Regions from separate parts of the Homo sapiens genome. Here region 1 is linked to region 2. A link is a contact called in ENCODE Hi-C or POLR2A ChIA-PET data. All regions are on one chromosome and are shown on one strand. Each heading gives the region's core, a stretch centred on a gene start or an enhancer-like site at or near the end of the contact. The rest is flanking DNA. Distances are from core to core; before and after follow the strand shown.

Region 1 (6,856 bases), core at 397-2,896, 87 kb before region 2:
ATCTTTTAGATTGATTTTCAGTATATTCAAGCAAATATAAATATGCACATGTATCTTTTTACCCCCTTTTCATAATTGGTAGTATACTATGCATACTCTGCACTTTGATTTTTTGAATAATGTATACTAAGTGTATAGTATTCCACTGTAGTGCTGTACCATGCTTTAATTAACCAGTCTCTTATGAGAATTTAAGTTATTTGCACTTTTTGATATTATCTGCTGCAATAAATAATGCTGAACATATTTCATTTGTGTGGGAGTATATCTATAAGATAATTTCATGCAAGCAGAATTGCTGGATAAAAAGTAAACACTTTTGTAATTTTGATAGGTATTGCTGAATTGCCCACCAGAGGAGATGTAACTATTCTGTTGCTATCAATGCTTGGAAAATTCTTGTCTCACCACAACTTTAATACTCAAATATTTTATCAAACTCCTGGATGTTGACAATCTGATAGGTCAAAAATGGTGTATCAGTGTTCTTTTAATTTGCATTTTTCTTAGTATGAGTGAGATTGAGCACTTTTTATATGTTTAATAGCCATTTTCATTTTCTTTTGTGTGAACTATCTACATACTTTGCCCATTTTTCTATTAGGTTGTTGGCCTTTTCCTTTTTGATTTTTTTAAAGGAGGCATTACATATCAGGGATATTAGCCATTTGTTTGATGTGAGTTGCATTTTTAATTTTTGCCATGAGGAATATTTTGATATTCATGTGTCAAATTTGTCAGTTTTTCTTTTAAGAGCTCTGGATTTTGAGTCATAGTTAGAAAGGTCTTTCTCATTTCTAAGCTTACAAACAAATTATGTCACATTTTCTTATAATTCTTTTATGGTTTATTATTTCTTACTAAGTGTCAAAAGGTAGCAAAATAGAAATATAAGGTAGAAATATAATCATATTTGAAGCACATTTAATAGGTAGAAAGCATAGGAATCATTCACTAATTTTTAGTGAGTGTTAAGGGAGAGGGAGATTTCAAGGGTGACTTCCAAGTGTAGGAGGTGTTTGTTGATGAAAGACTGAAGCTCAGAATAGAAATCTGGCTAGGATATAAAACTGGGCATTTTCAGCATATAGATTGTAATTGAAGCCATGGAAGTGGGTAAGTTGATATAGAGGAGGGTCTGAGTGGATAGTATAAAGCCTTAAGGTATCCCAGTGTTTAATGATCAGGTAGAATAAAGAATCCTACAAAATACACTGAGAAGTAGCCAGAGGAAAGGAAAACTAGGAGAGTGTAGGAGATAATAAAGGAGAAAAGTATATTAAGAAAGAAAGGGTCCAAAATGAGATAAGTATGGATGAAAAGTCAATTAATATGAAGTTGGAAAATTGTCCTGTTTCCCTGCAATCAGTAGTACATTTTCTTCCGGATTAGTGTGTTATATATGATCTCTCTGACATCCTGAAACTCAGATTGTACTGAGTCTTTGGGTCTCAGCTGGAGCATGTGAGTGAGACTTGGAGAGTAGAGGTTTAGAGAACAGCACCCCTAAGTTGCCTCCCTCCACCCCCATTGTTCAAACTTACCCTCTTTGAGGTAGAGAAAAGATAAGCTCACAAGGAGCAGTGTGTTCATTTTCCTCATTGGATGCTTGTTTGGGTGACAGACGGTGTGCTGAGTGAGGTATTGGAAAGGGCAGCCACTAGCTTGCTTTATAAAGCTTAGATGTTCGATCACAGCCAGTAAATAGAAAGGAGGGAGGAGTCCCTGATAAAGGCATGAGGCAGAACCGTCCTTTCCCCACTCCCTTCTCTTAAGGAGCCATAAATCTGTACTAATGTGGAAAGTGCAGGCTGGTGAGCAGTGTCAGGGAATGCTTCTGGCTAAAGTTGAATTAGATTTCCACCCCTGACTCTCCATCCTCCCTCTGCCTTCCCTGCCCCATATCTGTCTTCTCCTCACTTTTTTTTTTTAAGAGACAGGGTCTCACTCTGTTGCCCAGGCTGGAGTGCAGGGGCTCATTGCAGCCTCAAACTTTTTGGTTTACACGATCCTCCTGCTTCAACCTCCAGTGTAGCTGGGACTACAGTCGCTACTCACCCTTTTTTCTCTATGTGTCTGCGTGTGTGTGTGTGTGTGATTGTTACGGTTTGATTGTCCCCTCCAAATCTCATGTTGAAATGTAATCCATAAAGTTGGAGGTGGGGCATGGTGGGAGCTGTTTGAGTCATGGGGGCAGATCCCTCATGAATTGCTTGGTGCCATCCTCATTGTAATGAGTGAGTTCTTGCTCTGGTAGTTCAAGCGAGAGCTGGTTGTTTAAAAGAGTGTGGAACCTCCCCTTCCCTTCTCTCTGTTGTTCCCTTCTCTCTCTTGCTCTCATTCTTGCCATGTAATACACCAACTCCTTTTTTGCCTTCCACCATGATTGCAAGCTCCCTGAGGCCCTCACCAGGAGCAGATGCCAGCACCATGCCTCCTGTACAGCCTGCAGAACTGTGAGCTAATTAAATCTCTCTTCTTTACAAATTACCTAGTCTCTGGTATATCTTTATAGCGATGCAAAAATGCACTAACAGAAAATCGATACTGAGAAGTGGGGTGTTGCTATAAAGATACCTGAAAATGTTGAAGAAGCTTGGGAACTGGGTAATGGGCAGAGGTTGGAAGAATTTAGAGGGCTTAGAAGACAGGAAAATGGGGGAATGTTGGAATTTCTTAGAAACTTGTTACGTGGTTGTGACCAAAATACTGATAGAAATATGGATAGCAAAGGCCAGGCTGAGGAGTTCTCAGATAAAAATGAGGAAGCTCTTTGGAACTGGAGCAAAGGTCACCATTGCTATGCCTTAGCAAAGAGCTTGGCTGCATTGTGTCCACGGCCTGGGAATTTGTGGAAGACTGAACTTAAGAATGATGACCTAGGGTATCTGGCAGAAGACATTTCTAAGCAGTACAGTGTTCAGGATGTGATATGGCTGCTTCTAACAGCCCACAATTATGTATGGGAGGAAAGAAATAACTTAAAGTTGGAACTTACATTTAAAAGATAAGTAGAGGCTGGGCACAGTGGCTCAAGCCTGTAATCCCAGCACTTTGGGAGGCCAAGGAGGGCGGATCATGAGGTCAAGAGATTGAGACCATTCTGGCCAACATAGTGAAACCCCATCTCTACTAAAAATACAAAAATTAGCTGGGTGTGGTGCACACCTGTAGTCCCAGCTACTCGGGAGGCTGAGGCAGGATAATCACTTGAACCCAGGAGTTGGAGGTTGCAGTGAGCTGAGATCACACCACTGCACTCCAGCCTGGTGACAGAGTGAGACTCTGTCAAAAAACAAAACAAAACAAAACAAAAAAATGATAAGTAGAGCATAAAAATTTGGAAAATTCTTATGTGGCAGAGAAGGAATGAATGTTTTCAGGAGAGGAATTCCAGTGGCCTATGGAGGAACTACTTGCTAGATATATTTGCATGACTAAAAGGGAGCCAAGAGCTGTTATCCAATAATAGCTATTATTATGTAATAATATATTATTGGATAACAGCTCTCGGCTAATAATATCCAAGACAATGGGAAAAAGGCCATGAAGACATTTCAGAAATCTTCAAGGCAGCCCCTCTTATCACAAGCTCAGAGGCCTAGGAGGAAAGAATGTTTTCAGGGGCCAGGCCCAGGGCCCTTCTGCCCTGTGCAGCCTTGGGACACTGCTTTCACATCCTGGCCACTCCAGCTCCAGCTTCATCTCAAAGGGGCTCTGGTACAGCTTGGGCCATTGCTCTGAAAGGTTCAAGCTATAAGCTTTGGCAGCTTCCACATGGTGCTAAGCCTGCAGGTGTGCAGAATGCAAGAGTGAAGGAGGCTTGGCAGCTTCCACCTCAATTACAGAGGATGTATGGAAAAGTCTGGGTGCTCAGGAAGAAGCCTGCTTCAAGGGTACAGCCCCCACAGAGAGGATCTACGAGGACAGTGCCAAGGGAAAATGTGGTATTGGAGCCCCCACAAGAGTCTCGACTGGAGAGCAGCCTAGTGGAGCTGTGGAAAGGGGCCACCACCCTCCAGACCCCAGAATGGTAGAGCCACTGGCAGCTTGCACCTTGAGCCTGGAAAAGCCACAGCTACTCAACTCCAATCTGTGAGAATAGCCATAGAGGCTGCACCTTGCAAAACCACAGGGGCAGATCTTCCCAAGGCCTCAAACCCACCTCTCACATCAGTATGCCCAGGATATGGGACATGGAGCCAAAGGAAATTATTCTGGAACTTTTAAATTTAATGACTGCCTTGCTGGATTTCAGACTTGGATGGGCCTCTTGTCCTTTTCTTTTGGCTGGTTTTTCCCTTTTGGAATGGGAATGTTTACTCAATGCCTGTACCACCATTGTATCTTGGAAGTAAATAGCTTGTGTTTGATTTTATAAACTCATAGATTGAAGGAAATTGCTTTGAGAATCAGATGAAACTTTGGACTTTACATTTTTGAGTGATGCTGGAAAAATTAAGACTTTGGGAAACTGTTGGGAATAGATGATTGTATTTTGCAATGTGAGAAGGACATGAGATTTGAGGGGCCAGGGACAGAATGATATTGTTTGGATATTTGTCCCCTACAAATCTCATGTTGAAGTGTGATTCCCAATGTTAGAGGTTAGGTCTGGTAGGAGGCATTAGGTCATGGGAGAGGATCCCTCATGAATGGCTTGATGTTGACCTTGTGGAAATAAGTGAATTCTTACTCTATGAGTTCATGTGAGACCCGGTTGTTTAAGAGAGCCTGGAACCTCCCCTCCCTTTCTCCAGCTCCCTCTCTTGCCCTGTGATGTGCTGGCTCCCCCTTTGCCTTCTTCCATGATTGTAAGCTTTCTGAGGCTTCTCCAGAAGTGGATGCTGGCACTATGTTTCATTACAGCCTGCAGAACCATGAGCCAAAATAAAACCTCTTTTCTTTATAAATTAACTAGCCTCAAGTATTTCTTTATAGTAATGCAAAATGGCCTAATACAGCAATACTATCAGATTTCTGGTTCCCTGGAAATTTCTTATACATACTAAGTGAAAGAGTGTTTATTCGTCATTAGGACAATGACTTATAAAATGGGATGACATATGAATCTCAGAATTCAAAGGTTTCCAGAGAGTTTTATGTAATATGAGGTGTACTGATACAGCTTACTCCAATACTGAAAAAAATTTCCCCAGTTTAAGGCTTGGGCAAGGGTTGTTTTTTCTTTTTCTTTTTCTTTGAGATGGAGTTTTGCTCTTTCGCCCAGGCTGGAGTGAAGTGGTGCAATCTTGACTCACTGCAACCTCCACCCACCGGGTTCAGGAGATTTTCTTGCCTCAGCCTCCTGAGTGGCTGAGATTATAGGTGCCTGCCACCATGCCCAGCTAATTTTTGTATTTTTAATACAGACAGGGTTTTGCCACATTGGCCAGGCTTGTCTCAAACTCCTGACCCCAGGTGATCCACCCACCTCGGCCTCCCAAAGTGCTAATATTATAGGCATGAGCCACCACACCCAGCCAAGTGTTGTTTTTTCTCCTAAGCACCACACCACAGTTCTCCTAGGCTTCTAACTTCAGCACTGTCATCTTCACCCTTTGGAAACCTTGAATATTTCCTATGTCTGGGTGTTGGGAATATCTAGATAGGCTCTTGGAGGTTCCCAGCAAATCTCTTGGAGATTAGAAGTTTAGGGATGCAGGAAGAGATGCAAGAAGGGCTTCTCCAGAGACTTTTTGGGTGAGGTCCTTCTTGGGATCTCCACACATTTTCTGGATATTTTCTTAACATTAGCTCTTCTAGTATTAGAGCCAGAACTGTGTCTCAACTATTCTCAGATATGTCTCAAATAATGTCCTTGCTCTTTACTCTTTAGGGAAACAGTCCATTTGTAACCTCATCCCATATCCTTCAGTTTTATTTAGAAAAAAACTTCTAGAAGATTTCTTGATTTTTGCCCCTTAAACATCTCAATCTTCTTGGTAAAATGTAACCCTTTCAACTGCCATCTCCAAGGTCACTCTTCCCCCCTCCTCATTCCAGTTGTAGCCATTGTCTCATTGTTCTCCTTGCCCAGGTGCCCTTGTCTGTGCATGGCACCAGCTGGATGAAGCCTTTGACATCTACCCTAGCTAACAGGTCTGGATTTCCTTTCAAAATAACCATCATTAAGATCTTCCCAGTTTCCACTTCAGCCATGTCCTTCTTCTTGGGTATTTGGTGCTTGGCACTTTCTAGGATCTTAATATGGATTGCCCACCTTTCCTCCTTTCATATCCTTTATTTTACAGAAACCCTGTGAGATACGTACAATTGTCTCATTTTTACAGATGAGATAATAAGCTCAGAATGGTTCAGTAACTTACTCAAGGCCACACAGCTAGCAGGTAGCAGAGAGTTTGAACCCATGACAGTGTATAGCAAACTTACACTTGAGATAAAAGGAGATATCCTTTCTAAGAGTCATCACTGAGGCAGATAAGTGTGCTTTTTGCTGTATTTCCCAACCCTTGGAGTCCTTTGTTATTGATTTCCTGGAACTGCACCATAGTAAACGAGAAGTTCAATTCTATAATTTTTGGCTTAAGTACTATGTATTAGTTTGCTATTGCTCCTATAAATAAATCAGAAATTTAGTGGTTTAAAACAACACAAATTTATTCTCCTAAAGTATTGGAGGCCAGAAGTCTGATGGGGCTAAAAGCAAAGTATCAGCAGAGTTGGTTCTTTCTGTAGGCTCTGAAGAGAGAATCTGTTTCCTTGACTTTTTCAGCTTCTAGTGGCCTCCTGTATTCCTTGGCTTATTGCCCATTCCTCCATCTTCAAAGCATATCACTCCAGTCTCTGCTTTCATCATCACATTGCCTGTTTTTCTTCTATAATCAAATTCTCT
Region 2 (6,658 bases), core at 3,616-6,115:
CAGAAAGAATATCTAGGATATCACTCTGAGATAAAGATGACTTTAGGACTGTGTGTCCTTATTTAAAGAAAAAATAAGAGTATCTTTACTTGTATGGAGGATAAATGCATCTCTTTAGGCAAAAGCATAAAGTTGCCTTTCTTGTTCAATGGAGTCCAAACATATATAAAAAGGTATGTACAGATGTTGAAAGGTCAAAGACGTGATTGAGCTGGTTATTAAATGATTGTCTCTCAGTTTTAAGTTCACACTTCTATACCCTGCTTTATGATGGTGGTTTTTGCAAGCTAGATCCTTGTTAAATTCTGCCAATAGGAGGTGCTGGAGGGAGACTGGCAAGCTGGACAAGGGATGCATCTTTTCCCGTTTGCTTCCTCTTCCTCTCAACAGCTTTTTACCTGGGCAGTGGCAGTTGGCTTCAGAGCTACAGTTGGTTTTGTTCCATGGTTTTCCCCACAACACTTTCAGAACCAGCTTCCTGGTGCCCCACAGAGATACCAGCACCATCTGAACAGTACCCCTTCCCTAGAGGTATGCATTTTATCTTTATGGAGGCCCTTTGTTCCTGAGATGTTTGGGTTCCAGTTCCAAGGGATCCCTCCCTCACAGTTTTAAGTTAATTAATTAATTAATTTTAGAGATGGGATCTTCCTCCGTCACCCAGGCTGGAGTGCCACTGCACAATCATAGCTCGCTGCAGCCTTGAATTCCTGGGCTCAAGAGATCCTCCATCTGCACTTCCTTCCCCCACACTTCTAAGGTCTAGTCTAATTACCTTAATTACCTTAGACCTTAGAAGTATGGACCTCCAACATTTTCCTTGTGTTTCCCTAGACCTACAGGTTTTAGCTGTTTCTTGCAATTTCTGTCTCTGTTAACTCGATATCTCCCTTTGGCTTTTTGTATCCTTCAATACCTGGTTAACCGCTCTTAATTTTACAGTCTCTGTAAAAATAACTGGTGCTGTTTTTGGTTTCTGACTGACCCACATGGGGAGTAGTATGACTTTCAGGTTTGTGTGAAGGGTAAATGAGTCAGAAAATAAAAAGTGTTTATAGCAGTGCCTCTCATATAGTAATTGTCATATAAGTGGAAGCTATTATTATTATTTACTTAAGATCTGTCTCTCCCATTAGTCTAAGCTCCATGAGGATAGGGATTATGATGCTGTGTACATACTAGGGTCTAGCAGTACCTGGAACATAGTATGTTTTGAATACATGTTTGTTAAAGGAATTAGGAAGAGGTTGGAGGAGAGAGAAAGAAGGACACACAATTTGGGTATAGAAGAAAGGTAGCTTTCTTTATATTTTTATTATTATTTTTATATAATATAATATAATTCATCACTCTTTCCAGGCTTCATTCTACAAGTTTCGTTAGAAATCAGCCTCTACCCTTGTGAACAGGTTCGGTCAAACTGCCATTTTTCTCCAGGATGTTAGAATTATACAGAGTGGCAAGCTCAAGTGTGTGAGATGGAGGTAAGGGTGGGAGAGGCATCTGGGGTCATGGGGCATCTCTTCACACAAGTGGCTGATGAGATGTCTAGTGGCCAGACTCAAATGGCTTCCTCAGACCCCACATTTCTCAGCTTCCTCTATGCCATGCTCCAGGCATGGGAATATTTGTTTTGCTGCTGGTGGCTCTGTCTCCTGGAAGTATCCTGAAGCTGTTCCCTGTCTAGAGGTTGATGTCTCCTTGTGAGTTTGGCAGGGAAGCTGGATGCAGGTACTATTTCTAGAATCCCATAGACTTCTCCTGCTTTTATTCTCCAACCCCCAGCCCCAAACAGATCTGATTCTAGAAGGCAGACAATCTTTCTCTGTTCATGTTTCTGATGCAGTTTCCTTTCTATGTCCCAATCTTCTCCTCACCCTGGGATCAGCATTCATGAACAAACTCCAAGAAGACTTGAGCCACTTCTTTTTATGTTGCTACTCCCCATCCCTTCAGGCCACAGTTATGTGCTTTCTTTGGAGTGGGATAAGAAGGATAACACAGAAAGGAAAAAAATTTGAAAAATATATTAAAATACCCTGCCACAGAAGGAAGGAAAGCAGCAGAGGAAAGAGGAAGGGATTCTTTTTTGAAATTAAACTACCCTTTCCTCCTTTTCTGAATGAACTGGCTATACAGTGAAAGCACAAGGGTTTGTAGCAACCTGCAGGATATATTGATCTTGTTCTTTCTCTCAAGGTTATTTATTTACTTATTTTAAGGGGCGTGACAGAGACTGTAGAAAAGGAGAGGGACTTTCCTTTCGTGTGCAGAAGATGGAGCCATGTGTTTGCAATCCTCTTCTGTAGTGTGTGTGTGTGTGTGTGTGATTTTTTTTAGAAAGTCATTGTGAAGAGGCTGAGGCAACAACCTCACCCAGAAATTGGAGTCACAGAAGAACCATTAACTTCTAAAGGTCTTCATTGCACAGGTCATGGCTCCTGCAGCACCTGAAGTTCACCAAATAGACACTCCACCTTATGCCTTTCACATCAGCACAGTTCTTTAGGCAGCCCATGAAGGTTAACCAGGGATTACCATCCCCTGTGGAGGGGAGAAAAAACAGATCAGGAAGCCTGGCCATGAAAGTTCTGCTAAAAAACTTTTCTCCAGACCACACCAACATATAGAAATAATCTTGTGTAGTTCAAAGCTCCGTTATTCAAATGTAAAGAACTGGAAGATGTTGCAAGCTGGGGGCTTCCCAAAAGAAATGCAGTGATGGAGCAGTCTAAAATGATCATTTGGGGTAGGGCAGTAAGGAGAGCCGTAATTCAGGGATTGCCAAAGCTGGGTGTTTCTCTTGAGAGTCTTAACACTGGTTCAAGTGAGGGTTATAAATGCCAAGAGATAATTTAGCACAAAGGGTGGAAAAAGAGAAATCATGATGTCTCATCTTAACCATCCAGGGCAATTCAGCCAGAGTCTACTGATGACACTGGCCCTTCTATTTCCACAGTTTAGAACCATCCGTAAGGAAGCCCAGACAGGCACAAGAACCAAAAGCCCCCTCCACAACTCAACAACACACTGTTACCCATTGGGCATAGATTACACCTATTCTCTTACCTTGATTTATTCTCCTCTGTTTTCTTCAGGCTTCTCAAAATGCTAATCCCTTAGCTGTAGGCCCCCACCCTCCTTAGTGACCACCTCCATCTAATTTTCATTACGGCATATGATGGGGATGAAGGAATCAGCCATCCCAGGTATGAGACTGCCTATAGTAAAAGTAAAGTAAGATCTCTCCTTTCCCCTGTGGCTGATACGTCCCTGTATACGTCCTCTGCCCGTTCTTCTTTTCCCCAACCCACAACTTACTTTTGAACATCCTTCCAACCATGCAGGCCTCTTCTGTTGTTGCTGTGCATATTCCTCTTCCTCTGGAGCACTTTTCTCCTGGGAACTGGAGGTGGCACATCCTACACTGAACAATTTCTATCACTTGGCCAGAGAGAGGGGAAAGAGAAGTGAGAAAAGATGGCACTACCAGGAAAGAACCCCTCTCCCCTTTTGGGTTAGAAGTCTGCCTAGAGCCACAGGGCTTTGCCAGAGCCCATCAAGCGTGAACCTCTTCCTCTGTGGAAATACACTAAGCCAAGAGAGTGATTGAGGTTTATGGTCTCAGGAATTTTAGCCTGAAAAATGGGAGGGGAAAGAAAGGTGGAGGAATAAGGAAAAGTGAAACATTATCAAGACTGAGGTGATCAGACAGGTCCTCTTCATACTTACCAGGAAAATTGTTTTTCACAGCAACTATTTCATTGACTGTACTGGCAAGAGAAAGAAAACACATCTGAAATGTGCCTGAGATTTACTCTTGTATTGGGTTCTTATAGTCTGCCCTTCAGGGTCCATCCTGCACTCTTAAACTGGAGCCATTCCAGGCCCACTCTGTCCCCCTAATGCCTAGTCACCTACTGGGCATCTCTGCACCTCTTCTCTCCTTCTAAATCTCTTCACCTCTTCGGGGCTTCTCAGATTCATCTACCCATTCCTATAGGATGCAGCACAGACCAGGAGGAGAAAGATAAGTGCACCTGCTTTTTTGCTTCATTCCCTTCTTTTTAATTGACTCTGTGTGGCACTCTTACCTGTGGGTGCCTGGAATCTGACAATGGGGACAACCTGAAATTCCTGAAGTTGCCACGCTTTAGATTTGGCCAAGCGACACCTGAAAAGCCAGCATTCCACTTCCTCCTTTTCCTTTTCCTTGCCCTTCACTGACGCTCACTCCTGACCTTGTCAGTTGATGCTAATGTTATTTTGTCAAACCTAAAATCAGCTCCCATGCCAGCTCTGTCCTGCTGGAAGAGGTTGTTGCGTGTTGGAACTCAAGGTCTATTCGTATTTTGGTTTTTTTTGGCCCCTGGTGCTCACCTCACCCCACTCATCTTTTCCTCCTCAGACCTTCCCCTTCTCATACCACTTATCTATTCCTACTCACCTGCATCATTTCTCATTGAAAGTGATCCAGATAATGCTGTTGGAAAAAAAAAGAGATACACTGTCTGCAGACCTCATTTTCCAAACCCCATCTCAAAGCTTCTATGAACATCCACTCAATTCCTCTCTAATCTACCTATTTCCCCCCATAAAGGAAGGGAGAAGAGCTTTAGTTAAGGTCCTGGGGACATGACATACCCCTGGTAGAAGGCATAACATTAGAACAGAAGCTCATCATGCTTCAGTTGCCATAGGACTCCCATGAGAAGGCCTCTGTCATGGGTGCTCTCACCTGTTCCTAAATTCAGGACTCTTACCAGCTGTCAACCCTAGGGACTCACCCCTAAAGCAGCAGAGCAGGATGGGGAGTTCCAGCAAGAGGGACTTGTCCATTTTGGAAAGAGGGAGGGCCAGGCTACAGCACGAAGCTTCGAGAGTGCCTATTTATACACCTGCAAGGTTGGGCTTTCCTGCGAAGGGTTAGGGGTGGGGACTCTGTGGAAGTTCTTGGAAGGCATAACCTGCTCCTAGGGAAATCAATGACTCTGTTATTTCTCTTCCTTGCAACTTGGTGGGGAGAGGTAATGGCCAGGTCAATCCTGAGTCTGATTTATTCCAGTTCTACCACTCAGGATTTTTGATGCCAGGTTCTATGGTCTTTTCACTATACTGTACTGTAAGAGAATGCAAGGATAAAGCTGGGCTGGATGGGTAGAATTGAGAGTCATCTACAACAAGACATTCATTAAAGCTGAGAGAATACATAAGTATAAATCATTGGAATGCAGAAAGGCAAAAGGAAGGCTGAACGCAGACTTAAAAAATACATACCTCTAGGAATGGAGAAGAGAGGGCACAGAAAGGTTAGGCTCAGAGGCAGACAGAGGGTTCCCATGAGGAGAGTAAAGTTTCTCACTGTCAATCATCCTGGAAAGAAGCAGACCCTAGGGTAGAAGATGTAAGCTGAGGAGGGAACTGTTTTCCTTTCTTGAGGCTTCCTGGTGGCTGCAACTTAGACTTTAGTTGGGAGAGAGAGATTTAAGACTACTTCATCTGGAGAGAGGTAAGCTGATCCTTCTCACTTGATGGCAGGCCAGGGTATTGAACCTGTGGATTCTAAGAGCAGCCGTATCTAGTATCTCATTTTAAGTTTTCTGTTAATTTCCTTCAGTTATTGCTATGCATTCAGTGCATTGTAATGAACGTTGCAGCTTAGTCTTCATTGTCATTGTAGAGAACTGACAGAAGAGCTTGTGCCCATGCTTAGGGCAAAGCGTGTATTGCTAGGAGCATCTTCTCTATATGAGAAGAGCAGCAACTGGAAGGATGCAGGTTGCAACAGGGCACAATGCAGGTCTACAGCCAAGTGGGATGGTGGTCTAAGCAAGATGCTGGCTGAAGTGGTTGGGGACAGCAAGAGTAATGTATAAAAAAGATTTTTGCATCCATGATATTTTGGAGGTTATTATCACATGCCAAAAGATCAAACTGGCATTTCCATGCACAGAGGAAGAGAGTTATATACTAACTCCTGACCTGGCACTGACTACCCTGATGAAGTTTTAAAATAACACCATGAAGTATTAATGTACTACATACACACTTGTGCACACATATGCACATGCGTATTCACACACACACACACACGCACACATGACAGCATCGATTTTTGTGTTGAGCATATTCACGGACAGAAGTCTTCCTTTCCTTCCTCTCATTTCCCTGAAATTTAGCATCTTCCCTTGCATCTTTACATTCCTTTCTCTTGCCTTTTGAGATCTCCCCTCCTTTCCTTCCAGGAACCCCATAATTATTTGCCTAATGGCACCCATGAGAAAGGAGGAAATGTTCTCTTCCTCTGCCCTGTCGGAAACGTCTCCTTACCTAACTACACCTCTATAATATTATTATACCACTTCCCCTACAGCAGAAATTTCCTTCTCCCAGCCAATGATTTGTACTGATCCACCTGTATTCCTTGCTTATATTTAAACTCCTTTATCGACTTACCCCTAACATCTCCTCAAATGTATGAATACTGCCTAGCCTTGTGGCCCTAATACCTGATTTTCTTACTGAGCCTCACTCTGCTCCTTTTCTTTGTGACTCTAATCCTTTTACTTTTTGCCTTAAGGGACCCCCCACCACCAAATTCTTCTTATGTCATAAATTCCAGACCTGTGCCCAGAAAGTATTCAGGAATCCCTTTCGC

Evidence for each region. A loop is a pair of places that touch in the nucleus more often than their neighbours do. ChIA-PET counts read pairs that join two places held with the same protein, here RNA polymerase II (POLR2A).
Region 1: a map of endothelial cell of hepatic sinusoid shows a loop between it and region 2 (3-fold over the local background). The contact joins the promoter of PATE4 here to the promoter of PATE1 in region 2. A Hi-C loop is called at or near these places in 1 of 168 maps with a recorded cell type or tissue (endothelial cell of hepatic sinusoid). POLR2A ChIA-PET finds 5 or more read pairs at or near these places in 1 of 52 experiments (H1).

Annotation. Positions count from the first base shown.
Region 1 is chr11:125,828,106-125,834,961 of GRCh38, reverse strand. PATE4 (prostate and testis expressed 4) reads right to left here and starts at 1,646. Exons shown (of 3, transcript NM_001144874.1): 1 at 1,545-1,646. The coding sequence starts at 1,602.
Region 2 is chr11:125,744,486-125,751,143 of GRCh38, reverse strand. It overlaps PATE1 (prostate and testis expressed 1), which reads right to left and starts at 4,865. Exons shown (of 5, transcript NM_138294.3): 1 at 4,788-4,865; 2 at 4,448-4,483; 3 at 3,733-3,768; 4 at 3,322-3,444; 5 at 1,277-2,544. The coding sequence starts at 4,839. The coding sequence ends at 2,411.